2 separate regions of the Mus musculus genome follow, and region 1 is linked to region 2. The links are chromatin loops, found by intact Hi-C in ENCODE. Cell type or tissue: left cerebral cortex. All regions are shown on one strand. Each heading gives the region's core, and the rest is flanking DNA. Links, peaks and the distances in the headings are about the cores only.

Region 1 (15,957 bases), core at 4,520-12,519, 230 kb after region 2:
AAGGGCATGTTGTTACTTTAAGTGCATTTCCAATACTGGCATAACCATTAGGCATCATTACAGGAGACATGGAATCAGAGTGAGACTGCATATCCATCTGAAATTCCAATTTTAAAGTTTAGTCATGGAGCAAATCAAATCCAACCTCACCTATTAATCCTGCGCAAAAGATGGAATCCAAAGGTGTGTGAATTTTCCCCTGAACTGAACAATTTCTTGCTTCTGTAGTGTTGAAATGGCCAGTAAAAATCAGACAAGGTATTGAATTCTTCAGTTTGAACTAAAGAGATTTTTTTTTTACATTAAAATAATTACTTGATTTCTCCTTGGGGTAAACATATTAGGAAAAAAAGTAATATCCTTTTGAGCAACAAAAAGAAAAAAGGCCTAGGAGCCAAAGCCCACTGAAGTTATACTCTTGGCCTTACTAAAAATGAAAATCTGGGCAAGTGCATTGTTAATTCTGTTTTTATCATCTGTAAAACGGAGGAAACAATATCTGCCTTGCGGAGTCCCAGTAAAAATGAAACAAAATAATGTAATCACATGCTGCCAAATATAAAAGAGTGTAGCTGCTACTGGAAATCATATTAGTCTCATTTTTTTCTTTTCTCCCAGTGCTTAATAAAGTACTGGACACATGACTTCACCCTCAGAATGGAATGTTTAAAGACAACAAAACATTTCCTTTGAAATTATCTCTATGCATGAATCTAAGATTGATAATTTGCATGTTCACAAGAAAATAAGCACATATCTGACCGTATAATTCTTAAGCCTGGGGAAACAGAAACAGCAAACATATTTGCTCACATTTCTAAAATAATGTCTAACATTATCAGCTGGGAAATTTTCTTTTAGGTGTAAAATCAGGTATTGTCAGCCCTAATGTCCATCTCAGTATAGGTCTGAGCAGATGTAGAGTGAGTTAGGTACAGAATAGGAGGTACACATCCATATCTAGTCAAATCATTGTGAAACTGAAGCCTGTCTCTATGAAAAGACCCTCAAACTAAGGTGAGAATACTCCTCATGTATTATGCTGATGATTGCGCTATAAAGGGAGAACTTGACAGAGTGTGGCTTGCACATTCAAGAGTCTTAAAATGTGATGTGAATTAAAAAATTCTAAAAGCTAAGTAAGAAATACATGAGAAAATAAGGTTCTCGGGGCCCAAAATGTGGACATGAAATCTGTTTCTATACATTATTAGGATTCAAAGTTTCATTATTCAATGATAACCCATGCTTTTGGTCATTCTATTCCATTTCTAGCGCAGTTCACACAAGTTTATACAAGTATGTCAAACATGTGAGTAGTTCATAGCAGGGCAGTACAATACATATTCTAAAGCATAAGCCAGTGAGTCCATTTGGGCCATTTACTTGGCCCAATCTCATGTCTTATTAGGATTTAATTATTTGTTTTAGGATGGTCATCATTTCTATATTGTCAATACTTTGGAAGAGACCATAAAATGGTAACATTTTTGATGATCAGTCTTAAAGCCTATTTTTTAACTTCCCCTGGATTCCTTCAAGAAACATTTTGCCTCTTGCTAACTTAATTTTTATAGTTTTCAATCATATTGCATTATTGTCTTTTTAAACCTGAAAAGCAAACTTTTCCTAGGTAAACATACATTTTCATTTATTTTATTTTATATATTCTGCATGCTTTGCTTAATCAATCACTGTTTGATGGTACTTATTTTATGGCTGAACAAAAACTTAAGACTTTGCAAAAGTTGTGTATTTGTGTGTGTGTGTGTGTGTGTGTGTGTGTGTGTGGTGCTCATGTACACGTAGGTGCACATATACATGTGTGCATGTCTAAATGGAGGAAGGGGACAAATTTGACTTTATCAGATATCATTTACCTTTTTTCAGATGAGTCTTTCACTGCCCTAGCACTTGTCAATTAGACTAGGTACAGGTACGCTGGCACTAAGAACCAGAAATCTGCCTGTCTTTGCCTCCCGGGTTCTGGGACCACAAATGCATGCCCATGAACCTCCTCTTTTACTTTAATTCTGGAGATTCTATTCAAGATCTAATGTTTGTCCCACATATATAGATTTATCTGCGTAACCTGAGATAAAACTATAGAACCATATAAATAACAAGTTTATGCCGAAATTTCTTAGAATAAAATTCATAGCACTGTTGAGATTTCTCCAGCTTCACTTACAAATGTAGTTTACTTTTCTTAAATTATTTAATGTGCTTTTGTAGATCATAATCCGCTTTTGTCTTCCAATACTCCTTTTGCAATTTTAATTGAGTTTATGGCACTGGACTTTAAAGAAACAAATACAGTTTTATTGTTTTTGAATCTGAGTGCAATCCAAAATATACAATCTATACATTTCTGTCTCTCTATCATTTGTTTATTCAGAATTACTAAAATTCAGGACTGTTCTTTATAAGTGCTACTTGATACCCAAGAACATGCAGAGTTCATTTATGAGATTTTTAAAGCAGTTCTTCAAAACAAAAAGTAGCATTGTTTGAATGTCATGGGAACGAAGCTGTCAGAGTTCAACTTCAGTTCAGAGTACAACCCTGAAGATATGAGTGGGTCTCCAATGGGATTAAATGTTTCAGAGGTACTTTCTAGAGTGTAGAAGGAGGACTAGACCACAGAGTAACACTGGAAAGAAGACAAACTGACAGATGTTTTGTAAGCCAGGTGGAACTGGTTATGAGCTTTGTCCTCCACATCCCGCTCACCTTATAAGTTAAGGAATGGACTCGACTTCAGTGGAATGTAAACATGATCAGAACAGGTCATGACACAGATATGCTTTTGCTAGTCCTCTCAGTCTGTGCTATCATATGAAAGCAATCTTTAATAGTTGCTTAGTCAGTAAACTTTTGCCTTCTTTTTCATTTAAATCATGGGACCTAACCTTGTCTTTAATTCCTCCCAGTGTCTTTCTTTTGGTTTAGATATCTTTATAATCCCTGCAAATGTTTAACATATGTTTTATTTGTTTTTTTTTTAATTTTTGTTTTTCTGGTTACTTCAACTGTATGTATAGATTCATAGTAGATAATTTAGAAAATACCATCCAAGAATAACAGCTTATGAGGGATGAAGTTATATCCCAATAAACTCACCAGAGATCGAAATAACAGATAAAATCTGCATTTATTGTCTATAACTGGTTAAGCATCATAACTTAGTTGATCTTATATTAAGCATACTCAAAACTCTTACATCAGTCCACCTTCTGGTAAAACCACCCAACACAGAGGCTGTTCCACTGTGAGATGTTGGCTGCTTCTTCTAACCCTCTGGATATGCTGTTGCAGGTAGACAGTATGACTGTAAGCATGCTTTTTCTACCATGACAGAGAACAGAACCATTGGCATACTTCTCTGTATTTGCTTTCAGCTCCTTTTCCAAAAGTTGATTTTGTGCATCTAAAGACAAATAATTTTGTATGTATGGAATTTTTTCATGCAAGGATCTCTTCATCATTATGAAAAATATTTTTAGAACAATTTTATGGAATTGAAGCAATAGCCCCTTGACACAATTAATGGTGTCCTTTATGACTTTTCCATTTTATGTGTGCTTTGACTTTTTACTCATTTTTTATTCTATATATTTTACAAAATAAAATTAAATGCTTGTCCTTTGCAAAAATATTTTGAACACTACTATCTATCCTATTTTCAGGCTATTTAAGAGTGATGTCTAGAATTTTTTCATACATTGAGATATATGTTAATATTTGACATTTTATAAACCTTACTGTTGCCCATACTTTTTGGGAAATTATTCTCTAAACAGGTAAAGTTGCACTAAACTTTTACTAAGTTACATTTTTTTTCTGAGCTCAGATGATGATGGTGCTGATTTGAAGTATAAATGGCTAATGATAGCGCATGTCCATTGTTCCTAAGGATTAGTATTCACAAGAATCTCTGAGGATGCCTCTCATCAGACATGAATTAGGTAGGATAATGTCAGACTTAAGAATACTCTTTTTAACAGGTACTAGGAATGATTATCCTAAAACTGTCTATGGACTACTGGAATTACATGCACCATTTTTTAAAATTAGATGGATGATTTTAACACATGGTGCTAGAACACTTGGGTATCCAGATGCAAAAATAAAATAAATTTCAATACATGTCTTGTATAATACATAAAAATTAACTCATAAAAATTAAAGATAAATGAGTCAAAGAACTATATATGAAACCTAAAACCATAAAACTTCTAGAAGAAAATAATTGTTGCTTTGGGTAATGAAAAATTAAAGTATATGTGAAATGAAGCTTATAAGACCATTTAAAGATACATTGAATTTAATTGAAATAAAAAATTATACTCTTTGAAATGCATTGGTATGAGAAGTGAGGAATGAAAACAGGCTACAGTCTAGGTGAAACTGTTTTCAAAACACATATCTGGCAAAGTATTTGCCCATAAAATATATTATTTCAAAAGTACTCTTAAAATAATAAGCAAGTGACCAAATTAAATAATAAACAAAATAACAAATGTTTCACCAGAGAAAACATGTGACTAGAAAACCATATCTAAAGATGTTCAGTGACATTAGTCATTAGTGAAAGGCAAATTAAAACCATTACAATGACATTGCTGACTTGGAGAACAGTTAATATATAAAGAGACAGTCCAGGCCCAAGGTAAGAAAAGATCTAAAGGAAGATAGGTTGAGAGAATGTCTCGGTTAGTAAAGTGTTTCCCTTTGAGTATGACAACCTGAGTTTGGGACCCACAGATCCATGTAAAAAGCTGGGCATGAAGGCATGCATCTAGTTCTTGCAATGATGAGATGGGTGGCAGAGACAGATGGATCCTTGAGACCTCCCTGGCCAGATAGTATTCTATCCTACTTGTCAAAGCTTCCTTGCAAATGAAAGATCCTGTCTCAAATGAAAGATGGGAAGTGAGTACAGAATCCACCAAAAGTTGCCCTCTACGCTCCTCATGCATGGGTATCCATATGCACACTGCACATGCACACATTGACATGTATATGGATACACACAAATAGCCATGTTAAAGGTATGGAGAAACTACTATTGATAGGAATATAAAACCATGGAACCACTTAAAAATAGCTTTACATCTTCATAAAATGTTAGACATAGATTTCTGAAAAATAATCATTCTACTCTCCGTTATGTAGCCAAGCTAAGTAAAGCATATATCTATACACGTGTTCAAAATTCTCATAGCAGTCTTATAATAGTGGAACACTGGAAACAACACAAGCTGCCATCAATGAATAAATATACAAGTTGTATATCCATACAATGGAAAATATAAATCAGAACATGCTGAGTAAAATAAGAAAAATTGGTTCAATTTACAAAAGATTACTAAAAATGCAAAAAATATGTAGGACAAGTTAAATTGATCTATGGCTGCACAGAAATGAGAGAAAAGCCAAAGGGGAAGTACACATCAGTTTAAATGAAATACCATGGGCACACAAATAAGTTGAATTTTTAAAATAAAGAATAAATTTGATTAATAAATCTAGAAGATAATATTTTACCCTGATCTTCTCTAGTTTTGGTCTTTTAATGAGATAACTCAAAGTACTGAGTAATTGTTGAGTAGTGGAGTAAATGCAACAAGTAAACTTCCAGATGTTTGTAAAGCAGTAAACAGCAACAATGTTTTGTTTATTTATTTTGTTGTTTTCTTAAATTCAAATATAATTATATCACCCTTCCCTCTCCTTTCTCCACTATGTCTTCTGCCACTCCTCTCAAAGTCATGTTCTTTTTACACACACATGCACATACACACTATCATACACACACACACACACACACACACACACACACACACACAAATGCAGTCAGAACTATTTGGTATTGGATAACAATTAGGTGGCTCATCTATGGGGAAGACTAAATCTCCCTCTTTTGGTGGTCATTAATAGCCCGTTCTTTTTCATCAGGGGGTGGAGCCCCATGAGATTTTATTTTCATTCGTATTGGTATGTCAACTAGTGTTGCTATTATTTGGGATTTGTAGAAACAGCCATATTATTGGGATTTGAGTACTGTGGCTTTCCTGTCATGGCTAGAAGATACAATATTGAAGCAGACTTCCTAGTCCTGTGGCACTTTCAGTCTTTCCACCCCCTCTTCATCAATGTTCACTAACCATTAATTAAGTGGAGAGACTGTGCTGTCGATGCTGATCCCAAAGAAATCTAGTCTGCCTGAAAAGAGATATTTTTGCATGTTTGGAGTGTACTAGGAAGACGACTCTAAGATGGAGTACCCTGAAAATGGATTTACTTAGTGTGTCCATAGATCAGCAAAGGTGAAAGAGAGGAAATTGTCCTTTGTACAGGGAAAAGTCAAACTGGAATGAAGGCTCATAAGTTTCAATTACTTCCCTGCGAGTCTGACACTGAAAAGGCACTGAGAGTTAAGTCAAAATAGATGATAATCAAAAATCTATAAAAGTAGTCATATTGTTGTATGACATTCATGCAGTTACATCATATGTAGATGATATGTTCACATGAAACTAGGTGAAGTTTGATCTAATGGTATAAGTATGTTACCAAGGCCCAGTTTTCTCATGTTTTTCAGTTTTAAAAATGATTTTATTTTTATGTATTATATTACATTATTTTATTTATATGTATATATGCTTGTGTGTGTGTGTAAGTACATTCACATGCCTATGCCACCAGAGGTCAGAAAATAGTGGTCAGATCCCCTGGAACTGGAGTCACAGGCAACTGTAGGCTATGGACTAGGTGCTAGGAACATACCTCCAGTCCTTTGAAAGAGTAAATAGTGCGTGCTTTTGATTGCCAAGCCATCTCTCCAGCCCCATTGTTAGGCTCTCTATCCCCCTTCTCACAAGTTCATATCCTCTCTCAGGAACTTGCCTCAAGTCTAGATTTGGAGGATCAGTCGTGTCATACTTCCTATTCTCCTACTCCAGCTCCAGTGGAAAAGGAGAGCAAACGATGTTTTGTAGCCTCCTATGAAAGACCAAATGTTTTTCTAAAGTACATATACTTTTACATTCTTCAAGGGTCTTTATAGTGTGCTCATTCTTGAGCAATCTTTTCCAGTCTGGGTACTAGACTCCGGTTACCAGTATTACTCTGGGAGGATTAATGCCTACAAAACACAAGTGGAATAATTTGCATAGGGAAAATATGCCTGAAAAAATAGATGTCATAGATGATATGCCACAGCCAAGCCTAGTACATTCTGGCTGCAGTGAGCTAAAGCAAAGGCACAAGAAAGAGATGTAGTATGAAGGGCACCTCTCAGAACACACGAGCCCTTTGGTGGCTAATAGCTTTGAACACAGATGGACTGCTGGCCCTGCTTACTCACTAAGTCCTTTTTTATTTTACCAATGAGTAAACATATCTTTATTTCTTCAAATTAAAAACTGAAAGAAATGTCAAAAACTGGAAAAAAATAACATTTTAAAATTAAACTCTATTAAAGAAATGCTAGTTCAAAAAAGACATAATTGGGCTCTCTAAAACCTGGCAGCTCCCAAACGCCAACAAGTTTTTCTCTTCGCAAGTCTGTTCTCAGCCATTCCAAGAAAGGAACAGAGAAGAACAGAGCTGTATCATTTTGATGACAACCCACTTCTAATCCACAGGATCATATGCCTTTGCACCCTGTTCAAAGGAAACTTGGCCTAGAAAAGAATTAGTTTCATAACAAACCAGCCATTCTGAGAATAGAGGTGAGAAGGGATCGGGCGGAAGACTCTGAGACGGTGGAGAAGAGCTTCGGCTTTAATTGCCAGTTCATCTGCAGTTTCACAGGCATTCTTGGTGACCAAAGAGGCTGAGCAACTAGCTCCTCAAACTCTCCACTCCTCAGTGCGAAATGACAAATCAGTAAAATCTTGGTGTTCATAAATACACTTCACACACACACACACACTCACACACACACACACACACACACACACACTCACACACGCACACACGCACACATGGAAATGCTTGAGTCACAGAGACAGGATAAATGCAATCATTTCAAGAAAAATAGATTACTAGGAAAGGTCAGCATCTGCAAGATCATATACATTATCCACATTTAACCTTACGTGTGTGGTTGCGGGACATGCCAACATCTCTGTCAAGTACCCAGTTATATTTGCTAATGATGTTTAGAGAGCTATAACCCAAGGAAGGCTGTAAATTAGGAAGTCATTATAAAGCAAAACAATGCAAAATAAATTTTCATCTCAAATGTTCATATTCAATTTGTATTTCTGATTAAAAGACAGTCAAAATAGTTTAGAATTTAAAGATCACTATTTAAGAAGGGATAAAATTTACACCAAATATACACACATACCCAAAAAACAAACAAATAAACAAACGCACTTAAGAAGAAGCAACATTTTAAAGGGCTACAGAGATTATTCTTGCTGCAGAATCAAATCTCTCTCCTATGAGTGTGTTTGAATGGTCCTATTCCGTAAGCCTCCTTTAATTTCTCCTTCTCTCTCCATGATCTCCTGGTAGTTACCATTTCAAACAAACTTTACATCTAAGAAGTTAGTGCTGCTAATGAAGGAAACGGTAGTCATGAAACTCAAGCTGGAACAAAGGGGGAAAGGGAAGCCTACTTAACTGTATGGGTTCTGCTACAGCTTCTTGTGGATTAAAACCCTGCAGGTAAAAGGTGTAGAATGCTCCCTTTCTCGGTGCTTTGGTGATGTAAGCAAGAAGGCACAGCAAATTAATTCATCCCTATCATTTCTCCTCATCATCCTGTCACCCACCAGGCCATGTCTGGGAAGCAGAAGACATGTTCCTTTGTTTCCTTTGATTTTTCTCTCATTTCTGTGAATTTAATTTTCAGTGTGAGCGTGTGTCTGAGCTGGGGCAGACAGATTGGTGCAGGGTTTCTTAAAAACAATTTTTTGCTCCATCAGACACAATATATTCTACTGAAAGGGAAGAAAGCACTGCACCCCAGGGGAAAAGTTTCCCCAAAAGTTTGTTCCCTCAGAACTTTAGAATGGAAAGCTGTGTCCCTCTTGGGTGATTTAATTTAATTGTTATGTTTGTTAGCTTTGTTCTAGGAGAAATTAAGCAACCATCAGAGGCACTTCATAGGCAAACACCACTTTTTGGTAGACAGAACACAAACTAGGAATTGGAAAACCAAAAAAAGAATACTGGCAGTGTCGTTGGTGACTTCATCTCCACATGCCTGAAGTTCCTGTTTGCAAAGGGAGTCTAGCTCCCACTCACTGCTTCTCTCTTGGAGATGCTGTCAGGACTCATAGACTCTGGGTTTTTTGCTCTGATTTTTTTTTTCTTCTGAAAAGGAGCAGAAATTTTTAATGTCGCAAAAGGCACATCTTGATAAGTTTGAAGAAGGCAACCCAGACATGATAGTGTGCTCCATTTGATAATTTCAAAGGTGATACATAGTCTGTGCTCATAAGAAAGTGATAGCTCAAAACATCCAACACTAAAACTAATCACTGAATATGTTAAATGTCAAGGTGTGTAAGAGAATAGAGCAAACTAAGTTAGGTCGCAAAGGTGGGAGTTTCTAGAGGATAAAGGCACAAACTCCAGATCTCCAGCCTGAAACCAGACTTCTAGCTGAGTTACTTTAAGCAAATTGCTCAACTTCTCAGTGCCCCAGTTTCCTTATTTGTGACAAGAAGAAAATAGTACCTTCTTCATAAGGAAAACCTATATCCATATAAAGTGCTTAGAGCAGCTAGTTCCTGGCACATAGTAAGTAGGATTGTTGTTATTATTAGAATGTGTAAGATTGTTGGGGCAAGAAGGAGCAGTTCTCCAGACAGAGTGAACACATTAAGTACAGGGGACAGAATTAACACAACAGGAGCCTGGGAAGTGTGAGAATGCTCTACTCCTAGCACATAAAGGACCTGGCAGATGAGGCCGGTGTGGGAACTTCACAGAGGTCTTTGCTGTGAAGACAGGCTTTATTTTACATACAATGAGGAGTTGGTAAGTGATCTTAGATTCAGAAGCAATATGCTTAGATTTGTGACAGTAAATACTTAAAAGAAAGTGCTGATGGAGTGTGGAAAACTGTTGGATGGACACAATGATCACCCTCCAAGTACCCACACCTCTTAATGTCTTTAGAGCTTTCCCCACCACGGGTAGTTATTTAAACTTATTTAAAACAGGCGAACACTAGACTTGCTTTATCTTCTAAAATGCAGTGAAACTTCACCATGGCAGTTCTAGTCTTTGACTTTAAGAAAGATGTCATTCTTTCTGTTTCTCAGAATCCTGCTTCCCCCTCCCCTCACTCTGTGAGCAAGCCCAAGTTAGCTTACAGGAAGATGAGAAAACACAGGAAGCTGAGTCAAGCTATCCACCTGAAACCATCCTAAACCAACCACTCTTTTGTGTTTTACATTACTAAAATTTTGCACACATTTAAACAGCCATATGCTTATCATCTGATAAGAATTTTAGTGGCAGAGTTCAAATAGTGCTAAATTACTCAACATACATGACACTGTAACAGCATAGCCACTGTGTTAATACTTTTTATTTTCAGAGAAATCTGCATTTTATAGGGTGTGAATGATGCTTCTTATCTTTAAGCAAATATTGATTTAGTTTAGGGTAGATATTAGTATTCCATTTTATAGAGAGAATAGAGACAACCATATCACACAATTGAGAATAGGATAGGGGTGTGGAATTGCTGATATCCAGTATAATTATTTAACTGTATCACTATTTTCCAGGGAAAATAAACAATGTCATTTGAGAGTTTTCTATGTCCTATGGACAGTGGCAAATACTAAGCCAGCTAGACATAACCCCTGTTTTTGTAGAGTACTAATAAAGGAAATAGGGAGGGAGTGGAGGGCAGTACCAAACAATGTACTGAGCATCAACAGGGCAGAAGTACACAACACTCTCAGAACTTGGTCAAACAGAGAAAAAAATGTCAGTAGAACCAACATCTATCCTGAAATCCAAAGACTGACTGAGAACTATCAAGTTTATCAAGTTCACATAAAGTAACCCAGGAAGGCCCACAAGATGTTATGAATGTACACTCAAGGAACATTCTTGAAACTGGAAGTAATTGCTCAAATTTATAAGCTTTTCACATATAACAGGGAGAGAGAGAGGAAAGCTATAGGCATTAGCAGAAATTTGACCATATAGGAATGCTTTAATCCATTTTCTGTCACTGCTAGCACAGTTCCAGACACCGGGCAAATGATAAAGAAAAGAGGTTTATTTTGGCTCATGGTTCTGATGTGAGGTCAAGAGGCCACATCTGGTGATAGCCATCTTGCTGACAAAATGCCAGGGTAGTTCAGGCCTAAGCAAACTAATGTTTGACTTTTTTACTTTTATAGAAGGTCCACTACCAAAATAGCACCTTAATCTGTTAATCATATGTGTATACTAACCCATTCTTTTGGGAGGAGCGCTAATCACCTCTTAACATTTCCTGGTCCCTTCTCTTAATATCTCATAGCAAGAATCAAACTTCAGTGGTAGTTTCAGAGTGGACAAACCACATAAACTGTATTTAAGCCCTCCAAAGGACTTATGGAAATACTTATGCCAGTATTTTCAAGGCAAGGTCATGAGGCAGTGAGATTTGCATTTCAGTAAAATAACCTTGACCTGGAATAGAGACATAACTAAAGGAAAGGGGATCAATGAGGAGAGGATGAGTAGATGATTAAAGAAGCTATGGCAGAATGCAAGAATAGGATAGTGTGACCCTGAAGTGGGGTAGGTAATAATACAGATGAGGAGGAAATGAATAGACATAAAATATGTAGGAGACAACCCCAAGGAGTTTGGTGTCTTTATAAACAGGGCAGGTTAAAACTACCCTTGATGTGAGCTTGGAGAGATGAATGGATGCAATGCTTGTCACTAAGAGTAGGAGGCACAGGAAAGGAGTTTAAACTTAGGGAATGTTAAATCTACTTTTAGACCTATGATGCTCTGGTGGCATAGCCCACAGCAGATGTGGACTGCCTGACAAGATGTGAATAATTTCTTCTCTGTGGTCTCTTGAAAGATTCTGAATACATTGAACCATGAGTAGATGCATGCTGGAATTGCCATTTAGCAGTAATGCTAGTGAATAACTGCATCTTCTTTTTGTCTCTTGATCTCTTGAAGTGATGGGAAAAGATTTAGTAAATTAATCACTTCCATTTCTACTACATATCCAGGAGGTCAACTAAATTTTACACTAACATTTTCCTTATCAAAACTTCTAAAAGGTCAGTGAACAGATATGAGTATACTTCACCTTAAAAATTGAAAATAACTGTAACTGTTAGACCCTGTCTAATCAGCAGAGCTACAGAATTAGACATCTAGACCTCTTTCCTAAAAAACATTCCTTCTTTCATCAAAAGTGATAAACTATGGACTTGGCAAATGTGGTGGTTTGAATGAAAACTGGGTCCCTAGGCTCATAGGGTGTGGCACTGTGAGAAGCTGTAGCCTTGTTGAAGTAGATGTGGCTTTGAGGTTTCCGATGCTCAAGTCAGGTCCAGAGTCTCTCCTTCTTCCGGCTGCCTGTAGGTCTAGATGTAGAACTCTCGTCTCCTTCCCCAGCACCATGTCTGCCTGGATGCTGCCATGCTTCCCACCCTGATAATAATGAATTAAACTTATGAACCTGTAATCCATTCCAATTAAATGTTTTTCGTTTTAAGTGTTGCCGTAGTCATGGTGACTCTTCACAGCAATAGAAACCCTAACTAAGACAGCAGATATATTAAGCACACAGAACATTTACTATAATAAATTAGAACAAAGATTTAAGAAAATTTTAATTTCTGGTCTGGGGAATTCAAGCATTGGTACTGCCACCAGCCAAAACTTCTAGAAAGTATTAAGAGGGAATGACACTTGAGTTTTAGACTGAAATCGTTCAGCAAGAAGTGACAGCACAAGGTTTGTAAGAATGCTCTTGGGCTCCAAAAACTGTAAACCAAGGCCCAGACATAGATTAAGCAACTGGGAACTAGAAGTGTTCAGAAACTGCCTCTTTAAGCCTCTTTTACACATGGCTTCTCAGTTCTGGGGGCAATTTAAAAACTGGACTAATCCATAGCTTAGTTGAAGATAATAATAGTAATAAGAAGAAAATGAAGTAAGAGCTGACTTTGACTGAATTTCACTCCTAACTGTGACTTAGAACCTTTCTAATGGTAATTCTAGACTACTTCAGGGCAGAGGATGGGAGTTGTAATTCTTCTTCCTTACCTAGAGTGTCCCAACTGATAAATGTGTTTGGATGAAAAGATGCAAAAACTTGTTATTTATTAGAAAATACCATAAGTAGTCTTATAAAATACTAAGTAGTCTTAGGCTATATTTTTCCTTACTACCTTTCTGACATTTTCTTTGAAGGTCAGGGAGATGGCCAAGTGCAAAGAGATTTGCAGAACTTTGGATTATTTATGCAACTTCTTACAGACATACGATTTAAGCTTGACCACTCTGCTCACTCTGGAATGAACCCAGGCCAAGTGGTAGAGATTAATCTGCCAAGAGACAATCTTTAATAAATTATTTGGTTGGTTTTTCCCCTCTTTTCCTGCTTTAAAACATTTTCCTCCAATAAATAATCAAGTTGTACACTGGAAAACAAAAACGACTGACCTCCTCAGAGAAGACAGGAAAGCATGGAATGGAAGCTGGAGAAATTTTACTTGTAGTGTCCGTGCAGTGAGAAAATGTACTTATTTATTGGAAATACCAGCAAATGGGCTCCCATGGAATGAAATATTTATTAAAATTGCCTCTTTGGCTCTCTACAGTTGCTGATAGGGTTTAACGAGAGTCAGGTATGGAAGCTAGAGTGAAGGTATGTCTAGTTATTTATTTATGGTTCAAGCAGCTTCGACCACAGGCTTACTTTGGGAAATCATAGAGGTGAGGCCAGACATGACTGACAATAGAGTTATTCACTGTTCTTATTGAATCATTTGCCACAGCTCAACAAAATAAATCTTAAAACACTTCTGTATTTACTTGGCTCCATTTTAGAGTTCTTACTCTGTTGTTAAGATATGTTGTGAGATTTTATTAAAGTTTACAATACTGTGTACATATTCAGTTATTTTAAATTCTACCAATACCTCCACTTCTTTTGTTGTTATTGTTTAATTTTAAATCATTTAATTGTGTGTTCTCTTTTTTTGTTTATTTCCTTAGGCTTTATAGTATGAAAATCAGTTTTAGTTCTCCAATAAGAATTATGAGTATTATCTCCCATTCCATTTTTTCTTTTCTCAAAATTATCTATTCTAATTAACACCCTGTCTTCTCAAAGTGTACCAATGATGCCTTGAAAGCAATTATCTCAAACAATTTCTAAAACAAAACATATGCATGAGTTGTGCTCAGAAAGAATGAGAAGTGTCAAGTATTCTAAACTTTATGTATACCAAAGACACTCAAGGGAAAAAAGGGACAGCTTCATTCTTCAAAGAATGTGGGTGATATTGGAGCTGTGTGAATTTTCACGTATCCCATCAAGATTTATTGACAGAGCTTAAGAAAGCCACTAAAGCTTGCAAAAAGTTATCTCCAGCATTACTTAAAAAGCATTCAAATATGTTTGCTTCAGTTATTGCTGGCTTCTGGAAAGCTAATGCAGTAAGTAGAGATAGAACTGTAGAACTGAAAGCAGCCATACAGACCATCTAATAAGAGCCAGTCAAAGCATGAAAAGGGAAAGTGGAATCTCAAGGCATTATGTAAATTGAACAAAGGAGTCTAGCACACAACAGAGCAAAAATTAGAACCCAGTTCTTTAGCTCCTACTTCTGTGCCATTCAATGATATTCACGATGATGTGATGTGATGTGATATGATATGATATGATATGATACGATATGATATGATGTAACATGATATAAAAGAGAGAGGGGGGAAAAAGAAACAGACACAGAAACAGAGTCAGAAAGTGTAAATAACTAAATCTTCCAGGAATAGTATGTGGTTTGAATAGGCTATGTACTCATGAACTCAAATGTGTTGCTAGCAGTGCTCTGAAGCTAGGATGTGCTGCTCAGATACCCTCTTACACTAGGAATGCATTCCAGTGCTCACTACTCCTGACAACCTGGCCCTCTGGGACTTGCTGTGGCTGAAAAGAATCTGAAATTAATGACCTTGACCAATTGGTAGATACTGAGGCAATACACTAGCACAGCAGGCACAGTTTGGAGCCCTGGCTGCTGCAGAGCTCTTTGGGGTCCAGGTTAAGCTGGTTACTACCAATGGTATTTTGACTTCTCCATGGTCCTCTGGCTGCATTCGCCCCACAAGTGTTGATCTTGAAAGTTTTTTTCCCCAAAGTTACAAACCTGTGTGTACCTCTGATCAGAGATGTAAACAACGTGATGCTTAAGAGTCTACAAGCTCCTTTCCCAATCTGTTATTCCGCACACACTTCCAAACTGCTGTTCATTACCAAGGGAAGTCAGGACTGGAACTCAAACAGGTCAGAAAGCAGGAGCTGGTGCAGAGGCCATGGAGGGATGTTACTTACTGGCTTGCTTGCATCCCCTGGCTTGCTCAGCCTGCTCTCTTATAGAAGCCAAGACTACCATCCCAGAGATGGTACCACCCACAAGGGGTCCTTCCCCCTTGATCACTAATTGAGAAAATGTCTTACAGCTGGATCTCATGGAGGCATTTCCTCAACTGAAGCTCTTCTCTGTGATAACTCCAGCTTGTGTCAAGTTGACACAAAACTAGCCAGTACAGCAGGTAATCAAGCCTTCACAGGTACAACACCCACTGATGCCAGACAAGGCCATCCTCTGCTACATATGCAGCTGGAGCCATGGGTCCCATCCTTTGATTGGTGGTTTAGTCCCCGGGAGCTGTAGTGGTCTAGTTGGTTCATATTGTTGTTCTTCCTATGGGATTGCAAAC
Region 2 (15,957 bases), core at 4,491-12,490:
AAACAATGAGGGAAATCCCTGAATCATTAACAGCTGGTTTCAACATGTATGTAATCCTATGCACTTGGGCTTAGAACATCAGACAGATTACAAAACTTTTCTCAATGTCATGTTAATACAGGAAGATGCCTATAGGAAATGTATCTCCAGGACCTGCCAAGAGTGAACTACTTCCTGCAAAGAAAACCCTATCTCTTACCTCTTACCACGTTTTAACATGCCACTAGACTTTAGTTCTCTTTGAGGTTAAATCATCAATCCGCACTTAGCCTTGTAGTGTAATTGTTTCAGAAACACATTATTAAAGTTTCTTTTATCCATTTCCTAAGCATTTTATAATCCATTGGGTTGATGAACAAAATTTGTCAGTACAATATCATAGTATTTTATCTATAAGAAAAATGTTTAAATATAAATTATTGTTCTCTTTTTCAGTTTATTTGTGTAAAGTCACACTATTTGTTTGGAGAGGGCATTTGTGTTTTGCCTTTTATTTTTTTTTTATACCATTACATGCTACCTATGTACCATAATTATATCCAAGCTTAAACAAAAGTAACAAGAAGAAAATTCAAAGCCAAAATTCCCTCTTCTATGTTGTTTGCCTAGGAAAACCTACTTTAATAATGAGTTCAAAAGGCTCTGTAAAAAAATATAATTTATATCCTTGATTCCAGGGCATAAAAGCAGTTCAATAGTTAAGAAAATTTGCTACTGTTGCAGCAGATCAATGTTTCTTTCCTACTAACCATATTCAGTAGCTCAGAATCACCTGTAGCTCCAGTTCCTGAGAGTCGAACTCTTCTGGCTTCTGCTAGAACATGTGCGCATGGGCATGCACACACACAGAGACACATAAGTAAAGTAAAAGATAAAAAACCTTCTAGCTTTCAAACAGAAAAATGATAAAGAATCACACTGAGGCATGTGACAGAAGCAAAAACATATTTATTATAGTTTTCCAAATCCACCAATGTTCAAAAGAGCATTCTCAATGAACTTTGCCTGGTTTCATTTCTTTTGATTATTTTTCACCATATCTGAAATTGAGATTCATTATTTTGAGGCAATAAAACCAAAATTTCTAGGATGATCTCTATTTAGAATAGTTAATATTTACATCCTACAGTTGCATTCCTCATATATGAAACCATATGGTCTACATCACAAAATGATATAAATACAATTCATTAACTTATACAAACAAAAACAAAAGCCAGAAAACAACACATGTCCACCTATGACAGATTATACTAGGCTAGTTTGTAGGATATAAATGAAACTTCTCACATTATGAACTGTTCAAAGCTTTTAAAGGTATTTTCCCTAAGTGTTACAGAATTTATGGAAATATCCCATAAACTTGATTCCATTTCCATTATGTTTCTGATCAGTGATTTGTCAACTCTTCTTATTTAGGTTGCTTCCTGTGCATTCCAATTTTATAAGTTCCAAAATATGTCTCCTCCTTCTCCCTGTTAGGCTTCATTCATATGAGCTGGCCTATGGTAAGTACTCTTAATACCATACAGCTAAATGTTAAAGACTGACTTCAATGAATCTTCTGATGTCACTTAAAAAAGACCAACATTGTTACCTAGCACCAAAAAGTCTTGAAGTGGAAAGGAATAACTGTATTGTGCTCTTCCTTTCTCCTGACTTCATTTTTTTAATTAACCAGAATAATTCCAGATATAAAACTTCTAGTTAAGTCCTAAAGAGACATTTTGAAATAATAGAATACTAAATTGTTTCATGTTAATAATCACTTCATATTATAATGAATACTTTAAGTATTTACAAAGTAGATTTTGAATGGGAAAGATTCATGTAAAGGATATATTTCTCCTTTCAATAACTATAAAGCATGAATCATCAATGAAGATGGGGTGAGTTAAGACAATTCATAAGGATTTTTATATTTTCTATCATCAAAGTTATAGAAACTTCTTCTTCCTCCAAATTTATTCCATGAGAATATTAACATTAATGGGTAATGAAAAGTTTTTCAGTCTTCTTATACTTCACCTTTCAGATAAAAGTGAAAGTTTTTGCTACATCGTTTTTTTTAAGTCTTTTTGCATTTAATATAGCAGATTGTAAGTATTCTCATAAAACACATTCATAGTTGACACACCAAGAATATTGCTTCTAAATGAACAAAGCACAAGGTTCTATTATATTTCTATTGTACATAATATGGTTACTCCCATAGAATAATAAATCTTACATTTAGGCAATTGCAACCAAGAACAACACACTATAATTTCATATTTAATGTAACTATTAAGTGCTAGATTTCAAATTCTGAACTCTGCTTTCCCAAATTCTGACTTACTCTCCAAAAATTTGAAGCAGTTTTGAAAACAAAATACAGTACAAAAGAGGAAAGGGAGCCAATATGATTTTTATGTAGTCATTTGACTTCAGCAGCACAATAAATAAGGTATTACTATGAAGAACATTGGGGATGTTTTACAGCCTTGGAAAGTTTAACCTTAAAGAGGGAGCTTATCTGGAAAGGAATTCAAAGTTAACAATGAGACAGGGGTGCTTGTGCACTTCCCAATCAGCTAAAGTAGACAATTGTAATAGCGAACTTGTTAAACTTCCAGCCACCTGGAAGAGTCCTCTGGATTTGCTAATGAAAGATACCACACACACACACAAACACACACACACACACACACACACACACACACACACACACACACACACTCAGACAGACACACACACCATTTAATTTTCGAAATGCCTTGGCTACTATCTTCCTCATGGCTAACATATATTTCCTCTGGTACTACTCCTGGATTAACACCTTCTAATTCAGAGAAATGCACATCAAAACAACCCTGAGATTCCATCTCACACCCGTCAGAATGGCTAATATCAAAAATTCAGGTGACAGCAGATGCTGGCAAGGATGTGGAGAAAGAGGAACACTCCTCCATTGTTGGTGGGATTGCAAGCTTGTACAAACACTCTGGAAATCAGTCTGGTGGTTCCTCCCAAAATTGGACATAGTACTACCGGAGGATCCCGCAATACCTCTCCTGGGCATATATCCAGAAGATGTCCCAACTGGTAAGAAGGACACATGCTCCACTATGTTCATAGCAGCCTTATTTATAATAGCCAGAAGCTGGAAAGAACCCAGATGTCCCTCAACAGAGGAATGGATACAAAAGATGTGGTACATTTACACAATGGAGTACTACTCAGATATTAAAAAGAATGAATTTATGAAATTCCTAGGCAAATGGTTGGACCTGGAGGGCATCATCCTGAGTGAGGTAACCCAATCACAAAAGAACTCAAATGAAATGTACTCACTGATAAGTGGATATTAACCCAGAAACTTAGTATAGCGAGATATAAGGTACAATATGTAAAACATGAAACTGAAGAAGAATGAAGACCAAAGTGTGGACACTTTGCTCATTCTTAGAATTGGAAACAATCACCCATGGAAGGAGTTACAGAGACAAAGTTTGGAGCTGAGACAAAAGGATGGTCCATCTAGAGACTGCCATATCCAGGGATCCATCCCATAATTAGCCTCCAAGCGATGACACCATTGCATACACTAGCAAGCCTTTGTTGCAAGGACCGTGATATAGCTGTCCCTTGTGAGACTAGGCCGGGGCCTAGCAAACACAGAAGTGGATGCTCACAGTCAACTATTGGATGGATCACAGGGCCCCCAATGGAGGAGCTAGAGAAAGTATCCAAGGAGCTAAAGAGATCTGCAACCCTATCGGAGGAACATTATGAACTAACCAGTACTCCAGAGCTCTTGACTCTAGCTGCATATGTATCAAAAGATGACCTAGTCGGCCATCACTGGAAAGAGAGGCCCATTGGTCAGGCAAACGTTATATCCCCAGTACAGGGGAACGCCAGGGCCAAAAAATGGGAATGGGTGGGTAGGGGAGTGGGGGGGAGGGGGTGGGGGACTTTTGGGATAGCATTGGAAATGTAATTGAAGAAAATATGTAATAAAAAAAAACCAAAACAACAACAACAACAACAAAAAAAACACCTTCTAATTCTATGGTTTTTCTTTGCTGCCCTGTTACCTTCTGGGTAGTTCCCTCATAATGCTGTTTTCCCCTTCCACCTACATTTTGTATGATTTTTCCTCTGTAGTTCCTAAACCCAATCCCTCTACCTCAGAGTAATGGTGAATCTCTCTCTCTCTCTCTCTCTCTCTCTCTCTCCCAGGAATTCTAACAGTTCTGCCTCTCTTTGAGGTGCCCAGCCATTAGCTGCTGGCATCTTTGTTTACCAATTGGAATCAACTGGAGGCAGTGTCTTATATATAGGCAATCATGTAAGCAGTTTTGGGGACCAAAATTAGCATTATAATATGAGCATTAGACCAGACCCACTTCATTTCCCCTTCTTGTCCAATTGTAAAGGTTCTTTTTTTTTCTCAGACTAAACCTGAGCAAAACTATAGCAATTATGTAAATTTCAAAGTATGATATAAAATTAACATCCAGTCCATAATATTTGTCAATTAGATAAAAGGCTCCACCATCTTTCTTAACTAAAGAGATGATAATTCTATATATGAATTATGTTCTGTTAACTTGCATTGCCATCTGAGAACCATCCTTTCACATCTGTATCATCTCTCTCAATGTTAAACGAGTTGAGCTTGATTATGAGACTATAACTAGTCTTCAACCCCGTCAGAAATTTGATTATGAATTAATTATTACCTGAATATATAGGAAGTACAAAATATAGTTTCTAAAACTTAAACAAATTATAGACACCTGACTACCTTGAGCCAATCCACAGTACAGGGCATGCAGAAAAGGAAGATATCCCTGTTTTAAGAATCTCTGGCTTTGGGTATGACTTTCATATCAGACTAGAATTGTAAATTGATGAAACTTGAGAAAGAATGATCACTACTTGGTCAATGATATCATAAAATATCACTGTATAGGAAACAATTCCAATTAACTAGATGATCCTCATATTTTATAATGATTCATTATAAGACAGAACAATCATATTGAAAGGGTATAAAATGGAGAAGTGGTCTAATTATAGTAAACAAAGAAGTGACTTAAAAGAAGACCCATAGAGTATAACACTGCCAAAGAGTTCTAAGTAAAAGGGTTGCAATAGGAGACAGCAGAGTCGATTTCCTGTCATAACTCTGATCAGATTCTAACTAATGGAACTACAAGAAGCAATCACACTTCCTAGCCATGGCACAAATAAATAATGGTCTAAGTGATAATAAATTCTACCATGTTTATACTAACAGGAAATACTCCATAAATGGCTTAAATTAAAAATAAAAACAGTATTATAGTTTATAAAATCGTATGAAGTAAACACCACACACACACACACACACACACACACACAGTTAACCATTCTCGAGCAAGCAAGAAGAGATTATGTCCACTTGGAGTCTTTAGAGAAGAACTTGTGGAATAGAATTTGAGGTATTCTTAATAAATGGACAAAAATTCAAAGGGAACAAATTCTTTTCGGTATGGTGAGTTGTGACAACACAAATAAAAACCTAGATGGAAGAATGCTTAAGGCTTGTTTATGGCATGTATGTAAATGGGGAAATACTGTATATAATAAGAGAATACACACATACACACACACACACACACACACACACACACACACACACACACACACACATATATATATATATATATATATATATATATATACATACATATTTGTATAAGCTATTTTATTGCCACTTCCTTGGCTGTTGGCATCAATATTGGTTTTATAATCTTTGGTAAATAATTTATCATCTCCTAGCTTCAGTTTTCTTAATTTTAAAATAAAAAATTAAATGTCTGTTACTTACTAACCTATTGTATAACTGAAATAAAATGCAAATTGTCTTAAAATAACATCTGTGTTGATTCTTATTTATTGTCTATACTTGTAAGTTGTTTTTGTCTTTGTTTTGTTTTTTTGTTTGTTTGGCTGTATTTGTTTTGTTGTTTTGTTTTTAATATGTTTTGGTTTGTCTTTTGAGACGCTATGTAACCTAGTTGACCCTCGTTTGGCTTTGAACTCATAATGATGTAGACCATAACCTTCCTGCATCCCTCCAGAATGCAATGGTTACATTCATGAGCCATGAGTCCTTCATCTGTCTTGTTCCTTCATTGTACTTTGGGTTTTCAAAACAGCAGTGACAGTGTCTTCTTAATATCCTGCCTTCAATATTTGGAAAAATTCGTGTTGTGCAATTGGGGATAATAAATGTTTCTTCAGTGCTAAACTTGTCCCTGATATGTAGGTATATCCATATATCTCTATGATACAGATTCCATGGTCACAACCTCATATTGCCAGAGCCTTTATTGCAGTCCTTCTCTGGGGTCTCACTTTTCACAGTGCAATGAGGGTTCCTTCTTTGTTGTGTTTTATTAATTCCTACTGTAGTTCATGTTTTTATCTCACCTATAAATTTTCAGTAGTATTATATAATCAGCCACTTATGGTTCTGGCTTCTAATCTTCTACATTTTGATAACATTAAGACTACTAAAATGTGAACCTTAAAGATAGTTATAACTATAGCCATAGATTATTGATTTTGGGGCAGGTAGATGAGAGAGAGAGAGAGAGAGAGAGAGAGAGAGAGAGAGAGAGAGAGAGAGAGAGAGAGAGAGAGAGAGAAAGAGGATGAGATAAGATAGATGGGTGAGTGAGTGAGTGGATAGATATTAGACAGATAAAATAGAGACAGATAGATAGACAGATAGATGATAGATGAGTGATAGAAGATAGATATTAGATAGGTAGATAGATGTTAGATAGAGATACATAGATTAAATTGATGATAATAGACAAACAATAGATGATGATGATGATAGATAGATAGATAGATAGATAGATAGATAGATAGATAGATGGATGGATGGATGGATAGATAGATAGTTGATAAATTAGAAATGAGAGATGATAGAAATATAGATAGATAGTAAAATAAATGATAGATAGTAAGATAGAAAGATAGATAGTAAGATAGATAGATGGATAGATAGTTGATAAATTAGAAATGATAGAGAGATGATAGATAGAAATATAGATAGATAGTAAGATAAATGATAGATGGATAGATAGTAAGATAGAAAGATAGATAGTAAGATAGATGGATGGATAGATAGATAGATAGATAGATAGATAGATAGATAGATAGAATGAGGGAGGGAAGGAGGGAGAGAGGGAGGGAGGGAGAGAGAGAGAGATCTATTAAATGTTCTTCAGGTTCTACGCTCACTAACTTACATTTCTATATAAAAGCACTGTATTTCATATAGAATTTAAAATACCTGCTTACATTCTGGAATTTATTTCTTAATATTCACATACTCTGGAGGGTTAAGGTTAAACTAAAATTTTATTTCCCTCCCTAGCTACTTGGCTCACCATAAAAAGAGAGCCATGTAAATTTTTTTGCCTTTTCTGACTTTAAAAAGTTGATGGCTTGCTACCTTTTTTATCTGAAGCATGTAGGCAGATTCTAATTTGGCCCTGCAAAAAAAAAAAAAAAAAAAATCTGTTTGGCCCTGGGCTGAGGGAAGATGTTAATTTTCATGACGGTTTTAGAACACATCAAAATTCAGTATGCATTTTTTTCAGTATTTCAAAGCAATATGCTTAAAGCATGCAGTTTAGAGCTAGAACATATAGAGCATTTAAAAATATTCATGTTTTACCAAGAATCTATCCGGTCTATTATTACAGTAAGTATGATACAAAGACATCTTTATATGATTGTGAATGAAGTGTTCTACATTGGAAAAGAGTTCAAAGGAAAATGATATATCTTCTTGCTCCAGAATTCTTTTCTGGTTTGGGTGCTAGAAATTCAATATAGTCCAAAAGAGAATTGCATAACTGGACTGGATGCATTAAGTACAGCTCAAAAAGTAGTTTTAGAAATATCTAACGTCCAGCTTCTAATATTTGACTTCAATTGATCTTTAGTAACACCCTTTGCTTGAAATATTAACATAACTACTATTCAGCATGAGTATGAGCTACCTGCCATGAAGGCCTGTTAACACCAAACACTTGGACATGATCACATGCCCTAACCACTGAATTCGTGTTCTCCTATGCAATGAAACTATAAATAGTGACTCCTTTTTGAAATTAGTATGAAGAAATGTTTCAAATGTCTGAATGAAAGTGAATCTGTAGGTTCCCAACCGCACAGAGGACAGACAGGCTTTCAGGTTTACTTGATGTAGATCTTTTGAACTTATGTTGTCTTACTCACTGAGTGTGAGAGAAGTTAGCGACTTGATGGCTATTGATACTGTGAATATTAGTAAACACACGAGCAGGCAAGTACGATTCATGAAATTGTTTTCTGCCTCTTATCTCTCCAAATCATTCTATTAGTAAAATGGAATATAGTAAAATACCGAACAGGCTTCCTTCTATTCATGTACAGACATTTGAGAACTCACATTAAAACGGAAATGGTAGGGACTAAGATGCAATGTAGTGGGTAATAGCACGAATTGCTCTTTCATAGGAACTGAGTGAAATCCTCAGAACCTGAAGTAACCTCGCAGTCCCCATATCAGGTAGCCCATGTCAACCTTTAATTCCAGCTCCAGGGGTATCTGCAGTCAAACCTGAACAGGATCCACACTCAGCCACAGACACGCAGGCCTCCCACATACCAGGAACCACACACATGCACTCCCCCCGCGCCCCCCCCCCCCACAGCCACAGCCACACACATATATTCATATATTTTAAAGTGAGAAACAAATGTAGAATGGTAATTTTCTGAACTACTTCCTGAGCTAAAAAACAGCTATTGATGGTTTTTGACCAAATGTATGCAGATATATGAAATTCACCTTCATGTTATTTCTTAAAGTAAGCAACAAGTCTGAACTATATTAACATCGTGGTGATCGTATTTCCTCGTGGTAGTAGAGATTTAATGTATAGTGGGCTAACCTATACTCTAACTCACCAAGTTGCCCAGGCTGACTTCAAACTTACTCTGTAGGCCCAGCTAGCAGGGCTTTGCTTGACCTTGAACTCTGAATTCCTCGGTCTCCTGGACATCTGAGATTCTGCATGAAAATTTGGACTTTGCTGAAACAAAGTATTTCTTCTTGGAAATCCATCCTCTAAAAGTGTAAGTAACTACATGTCCTAACATGTAGCACACTTCCTCCTGATGACCTAATATGTGCCAAACTCTCAGCAAACAGCTTTCCACATATCATTTTATTTAGTCTCAAAATGGCCAGCAGTGTTGATACCATTGAAATGTCTGTTCTAAAAAGAATAAAGAGGAGGTTCTAAGGGTTCATCAAATCACCCATAGGCAGTCTTCAATAATGTTGATATTTCAGCACAGACAACTAAACATCCAAGTCTTTGCTTAGCTATCATAATGTATTTGCTAAAAATACCTGCCTTCCCTCGAACTGATTCAGATGCAAAGCAGAGAAACAAACATTGCTGGTACAATAAAACAAAATCTAGAGATGAAATGTAGAGAGGAAGCTGTGTGGATGTAACAATAAAGAAATGGGAATAAAGTAGCTTGACAGTAGCCTGCATATGGGTACTCAGTTGGCACCTCTAGAAAAGCACACCTAAGCAGAGTCAGTCAAGAGAAGAAAAGGGGACGGTGAACTCTGAGAAATACAGTAGCATCAAGATGAACCTAGATGGCTACCAGAGAAAAGATCCCGAGGAGAGTGGACTGGACAGATGTTACATGTGTGCCAGGCTGGCAGTGGTGTGTGTGTGTGTCATGTATAGTGTGCCCACAGAATTGACCCTAATCTAAAAGACTAAACCTTTTTGACACTTCCTTTGGAGGGGAAAGTTTATATTAAAAAGTCATCATTCTTTGAAAATGAATTCACTCTTCATAATCAACAAAACTTTCAGCGACAGCAGTGAATAATATTTAAGCAACACAATAAAAAGTGGTTATAATACAGTCACACTGATTTCCTTGAGAGCCCACTTGACTGAGTATAAAGATAAGTCCAAAATATTTTCAGCATTACTTTTGTTGTTAAAATAAGTCAATGACATTCATAGGTGAGAGTTACACAAATAACTTACTGAAAGGTTTAAATTCCAGTTCATTTATTGAAAAATCCATTTATTTTCCTATGCCATCTGCCAATCTGCTCCCAGTTTAAAGTTGTTTATTAAGAGATTTTAAAATCACTTGTTTGATTAGCGTTTAAAAAGTAACATTAAAATGGGGCTGGTTTATGGTTGCCAGTTACATATGTACAGTTGCCAAGGCTGTCATGGCAATATATTACATACTTGGTGGTTGCAACAAGGTTGTTTATTTTCTCACAATGGTTCAGGCTAGAAGTCCAGATTAGATTTCCCCTTGCTAAGCCGACTGGCAAATAACAAGATGAGGCATCTCCCTCTATTTTCAGGAGTCTTTTCTGTGCCTGCTACAATCCTCTTCTTAGGAGGATGTAAATCAAAAACAGAGTAGTGTAATTTCTCAACCTTGTTTTAACTTAATTGCTTATTTGCATAAAATACCTCCAAAAACAGTCAAAGGCACTGGGATTTAATTCAGTGTGTCAATTAGACAAACACATTTTACAGCAACATTATTACCAAAAACATCAGATATTTTCTGGTTTAATTTTAGTTTTATTCAGCTTACCCAAGAAGTCAGAAGAACCTCAAAGGTGTAGACAAATAGAGATAAATATGAAAATGTAGAATTGAAAGCCATTTTAATTAATTAAGTAATTCTCCAGTGAGTACTAAATTTTCAGGACACTTCCACTGTTTTTTTTTTTTAATTTATTCCTTGTTTATTGTATTCTACACAGTATAGTTCTAAGATATATTCTTTTTTTATTATATATATTTCTTCATTTACATTTCAAATTCTATCCCCAAAGCCCCCAATACCCTCCCCCTGCCCTGCTCCCAAAAAAAACCTACCCACTCCCACAAACTGGTCCTGGCATTCCCCTTGACTGGGGCATAGAATCTTCACAAGACCAAGGGCCTCTCTTCCCACTGATGGCTGACTAAGCCATCCTCTGCTACATGTGCAACCAGAGAAACAGCTTGGGGGTGTAGTACATATCGTAGTTCCTCCTATAGGGTTGCAGATCCCTTTAACTCCATGGGTGCTTTCTCTGGCTCCTTCATTAGGGGCTGTGTGTTCCATCCAATAGATGACTGTGAGCATCAACTTCTGTATTTGCCAGGTACTGGCATAGCCTCACAAGAGAGAGCTATATCAGGGTCCTGACTGCAAAATCTTTCTGGCATATGCAGTAGTGTCTGGGTTTGGTGGTTGTATATGGGATTGATCCCCTGGTGGGGAGAAACATCTAAGATATATTCTAATTAAAGACAGACCCATTGAGTAGATTTTTGAAATAGTTCAATTTATTTTTATATAATTTAAGAATGTGACTGTTGTTGTGGAAAATATCTTCCGATGACTAATGATAGAACTTTCAATCAATGCTTTATGTAATCCTTAAAGCATCACTATGAGATTCAAATTACCCTTTCCACTAATGGAAAACCTAAAGACTAAAATTTAAATAATCTTCCCCAAATCACATGGTAGTACATGTCAACTCATCTTAATTACATATTGTTTCCAAAATTGACAAATCAACCTCATAAAATTAAAAAGCTTCTGTAAGGCAAAGGACACTATCAATAGGACAAAACAGCAACCCACAGATTGGGAAAGGAACTTTACCAACCCTATCTCCAATATAGAGCTAGTATCAAAAAAATACAAAGAACTCAAGAAGTTAGCACCCAGAGAAACAAATAATCCAATAAAAGCAGGGTATAGAGCTAAATAAAGAATTCTCAACTGGGGAATATCGAATGACTGAGAAGCACCTAAAGAAATGTTCAACATCCTTAGTCATCAGGGAAATGCAAAACAAAATGACCCTGAGATTCCACCTCACATCAGTCAGAATGGCTAAGATCAAAAACTCAGGTGACAGCAGATGCTGGCGAGGATGTAGAGAAAGAGGATCACTCCTCCATGGCCTTTGGAATTGCAAGCTGGTACAACCACTCTGGAAATCAATCTGGTGATTTCTTAGAAAATTGGAAATACTTCTACCTGAGGACTGACCTATTCCATTCCTGGGCATATACCCAAAAGATGCTCCAACATATTACAAGGACATGTGCTCCATTATGTTTATAGCTGCCTTATTTATAATAGCCAGAAGCTGGAAAAAAAACCCAGATGTCTCTCAATAGAGGACTGGATACAGAAAATGCGATATATTTACACAATGGAGTACTACTTAGCTATTAAAAGCAATAGGAGAATGCCAGGGCCAGGAAGCAGGACTAGGTGGGTTGGTGAGCAGGGGGAAGGAGGAGGGGATAGGGGTTTTTCAGAGAGGAATCCAGGAATGGGGATAACATTTGAAATGTAAATAAAGAAAATATCTAATAAAAAATTACTTCATTCAGAGGCCAATGGATGGAACTAGAAAATATCATCCTGAGTAAGGTAACCCAGTCAGAAAAGAGCACACATGGTATGAACACACATTGTATGATAAGTAGATATTAGCCAAAAAAAAAAAAAAAAAAAAAAAAAAAAAGGAAAAGGAAAAGAAAAGAAAAGAAAAAAATTGAAACCCAAGAAAAAGGAAAACCAAAGTGTGAATGCCTCAGTTCTATTCAGAAGTTGGAAGAAAATAATCAAGGGAAGTAAAAGGAGGGAGGGATCTGGGAGGCAAAGGGGAGGGGGGGAACTGAGGGTAGCCACTAGAAAATCCCAGATGCCAAGAACCCAAGAGTTTCCCAGGACCCAAAAGGGATGACATTAACCTAAATACCCAACAAAGGGAACAGAAAACCTGTAGACATCATATCCAGTGGATAGGCATAGTCCTGGTTGAGGGATGGGGTCACCCACCCATCTAAAACATATTAATCTAGAATTTCTCCTGTCTATAGGAAATGCAGAGACAAGGACTGGAGCAGAGACTGAGGAAAGGCCATCTAGAGACTGCTCCATCTCGGGACTCATCCCATCTGCAGACACCAAAACCAGGCACTATTGCTGATTCCAAGAAGTGCTTGTTGACAGGAGCCTGATATAGCTATACCTTGACAGGCTCAGGTGTGAAAGCCAGCAGCCAATCACTGGACTGAGCATGGGGGCCCCAATGGAGGAGTTAAAGAAAGGACTGAAAGAGCTGAAGGGGTTTGCAGTCCCATAGGAAAGGAAGAACAACAATAGCAAACAACTAAACCCCCTCCCCCCCAACGCTTCCAGGGACTAAACCACCCACTAAAGAGTACACATGGAGGGACCTATGACTCCAGCTGCTTATGTAGCAGGGAATGGCCTTATCTGGCATCAATAGGAGAGGCCCTTGGTTAACGTCCTATCGTAGGGGAATTCTAGGGTGCTGAGGCAGGAGTAAGTGGGTAGGGGAACACCCTCATAGAAGAAGGGGAGATGGGGGAGCATATAGGGAGTTTGTGAAGAGAAAACTGGGAAGGGGCATAACATTTGAAATATAAATAAAACAACAAATTTTTAAAAGAAGAAAAAAGATACATGTTGTTTTCAATAATCAATAATCTCAACTACCTCCCTAGGCTCTAATATAGTCATTCAATACTAACAATATTCAGTTGCAAAACACCTTTCTATAACTGAGTAAAAATAACACAATAAGGCTTGCAACATGTAGGTCCAATCCATTAGTACTTATAGGTTCTAAGGCACCGAGGTTAAGATGAAGAAGAGTCTATAGTCCAAGAAATCTCATTGTCTTGTGAAAACATAGACATACAGTTAACTTTAATGATAAAGCCCTTACACTAGAGTTAAGCCTTAAATACTCGACTAATCAGCAATTCTGTTAAGGCATTATTTATTAAAAGTAGAAGAAACCATTGAAATCTTTTATATTTTTCACCATGTGAATAACAATTTAAAATAGAAACACTTCAACCAATGATGGGGAATCATGTGTGCATGCTTCTATAGCATTCAGGTTCAGTAAGTTTGAACAAGAATTCAGCGCAATTGTTTCATTTTACTTTTACTAAACATTTTTGCAAACAGCACTTTCTGATCAATGATGCTTTGGAAATGGAGCTAAGTACCAGGTAATACTTATCCTTCTGTACACTCAGATCCAGGTTTCTATTTACCAAGAAGAACGACAAACGCCAGTTAAACTACATTTAATTCCATCTTTCTGATGCTCAAGTGTGGGAACAAGTATCTCCATCAATATTTAATGGCCTAATCTGAGCAATGCTGCAGAATAGGCAATAGTCCTGTTAACATGTTGTTAATTCTCAAACATAGAGGCAGAAATGGAGTATACAGTTACTGCAATGCACAGCAGTACATTTCCCCAAGGTAAAATTCTATTTGCAGTCTCTGGTCTATCTACCTTCATTGATAATACAGGAATTAGAAGCATTTCAAAGTTGTGTTCACTGAGTGAAGCTTGCACACACTTTAAAATTCATGGAGGAGAATGAAGTTTCCCAAACTCTTGCAATTCCTGAGCAATGCCGTAGCACTCTGATTCCACACAAATATGCTAGGAGCCCAACCTACTATCCGTGTTTTGGTCCATTTCTAATTCAATACCTTAAACAGCCAGTAATAGCAACAAAAATAGTTGCCAAGATACTTGAAATTTAGAACATTGGACCTCAATTACAAATCGTTTCTTTATAAATTATGAGAAGGGTTTATCGATAAAAGTAAGTTATAAAGAATTGTAATGAAATATAAATCTCTATTACATCTACAGCATGAATACAGAGAACTTTGTATTTGTGTTCAAGATCACCGTTTCCTGAGCTCCCTTCACTTCCCAGACTAAATACTGAAAGATTACCAAGGAGGTGGTATATACAAGACATGATAACAGTAGGCAAAACACTCACTGGAAGAGAGGAACTTAAAAAAAATTGCACTAAATCACTACCAAATACCAGGGCAGTAGTAACTTCTACTGTTACTGAAAAGCAAGACCAGATTCTCTTTATTCATTGACTGAGTTCTTGGATGCTGTACTTAAGAATAAAGACTTTATTGCCTTCCTCATGACCTCAGATTTGGCCTTCACAATTACACAGTCATTTACAACTTATATATGATTGAGTTTTCAACCACATTCAGTTGTGATTTCTGCTGAATAACTTCAGCAATTTTCCCTCTTGAATGTGGCATATGGTTTCCCCTTTTTTGTTATTTTTGCTTTCTGTAGTTTCTGTTCCTTTACTAAAGCTATCAAGTGGAAACTTCTAGAAATTATTCACTGTATTAAATTGCATGGAACTCTGAAGAGTGTAACAAAACTCTGATGGAAATTCAGCCCATCCTGCTCTGGATGTGAGTTATCCATGGGTTCAGTTGCTGTGATCCAAAGACCATTGCTTTACCTTATGAAGATGCTGAAGAACTACTACTGGCAATTTCTCCATGACAAAGAGAAGCTAGGCAAATGTTTTCTTCACTTCAGAGATGAAAATCACCAGCTGAAGAAAATAAATAATGTATGCTGAATTCTCTGGGATACATGGTAAGAATGAATTCATCTATGAAATTATAAGAAGAATGAAAGAAATGTGCATTGGTTTTTCTGCCATAAATAAACCTGTGAATTATATGGAAATAATGCTTGGTTAAGATAGAAAAGACATCATGCTTTGTCATAGATATGTATCTATAGGCAAATACAACATATATAGAATCCTGTACTAACTGTAGTTTCCAGGCATCCACTGAGGGTCTTAGAGTATATCCTTTGTAGACACAGCTTTGTAGACAAGAGGATAGCTCTATTACTAAAATGCCATTGAGTTACTTCAGTAGTAATATTAGTAGTAGTAGTAGTAGTAGTAGTAGTAGTAGTAGTAGTAATACTTCATGTGTCTT

What was found. Peaks named below come from ENCODE experiments on the same cell type or tissue, not always from the same donor. Only the 100,000 strongest peaks of a DNase experiment are listed, where the experiment ranks them.
Region 1: a loop joins it to region 2, with 8 times the contacts of the local background. A loop is called at or near these places in 3 of 42 quality-filtered maps.

What each region holds. Positions count from the first base shown.
Region 1 is chr13:78,650,234-78,666,190 of GRCm38, reverse strand. No RefSeq gene overlaps it. Among named protein-coding and RNA genes, the nearest start is that of Gm32067, 170 kb to the right of the region's middle. In left cerebral cortex, for the core only: no CTCF peak of the experiment used is centred there; DNase peaks (open chromatin) are centred at 9,217, 9,795, 10,272, 11,977 and 4 more places; H3K27ac peaks cover 4,939 bases.
Region 2 is chr13:78,884,058-78,900,014 of GRCm38, reverse strand. No RefSeq gene overlaps it. Among named protein-coding and RNA genes, the nearest start is that of Gm25383, 270 kb to the left of the region's middle. In left cerebral cortex, for the core only: no CTCF peak of the experiment used is centred there; DNase peaks (open chromatin) are centred at 7,535, 8,177 and 8,561; H3K27ac peaks cover 1,422 bases.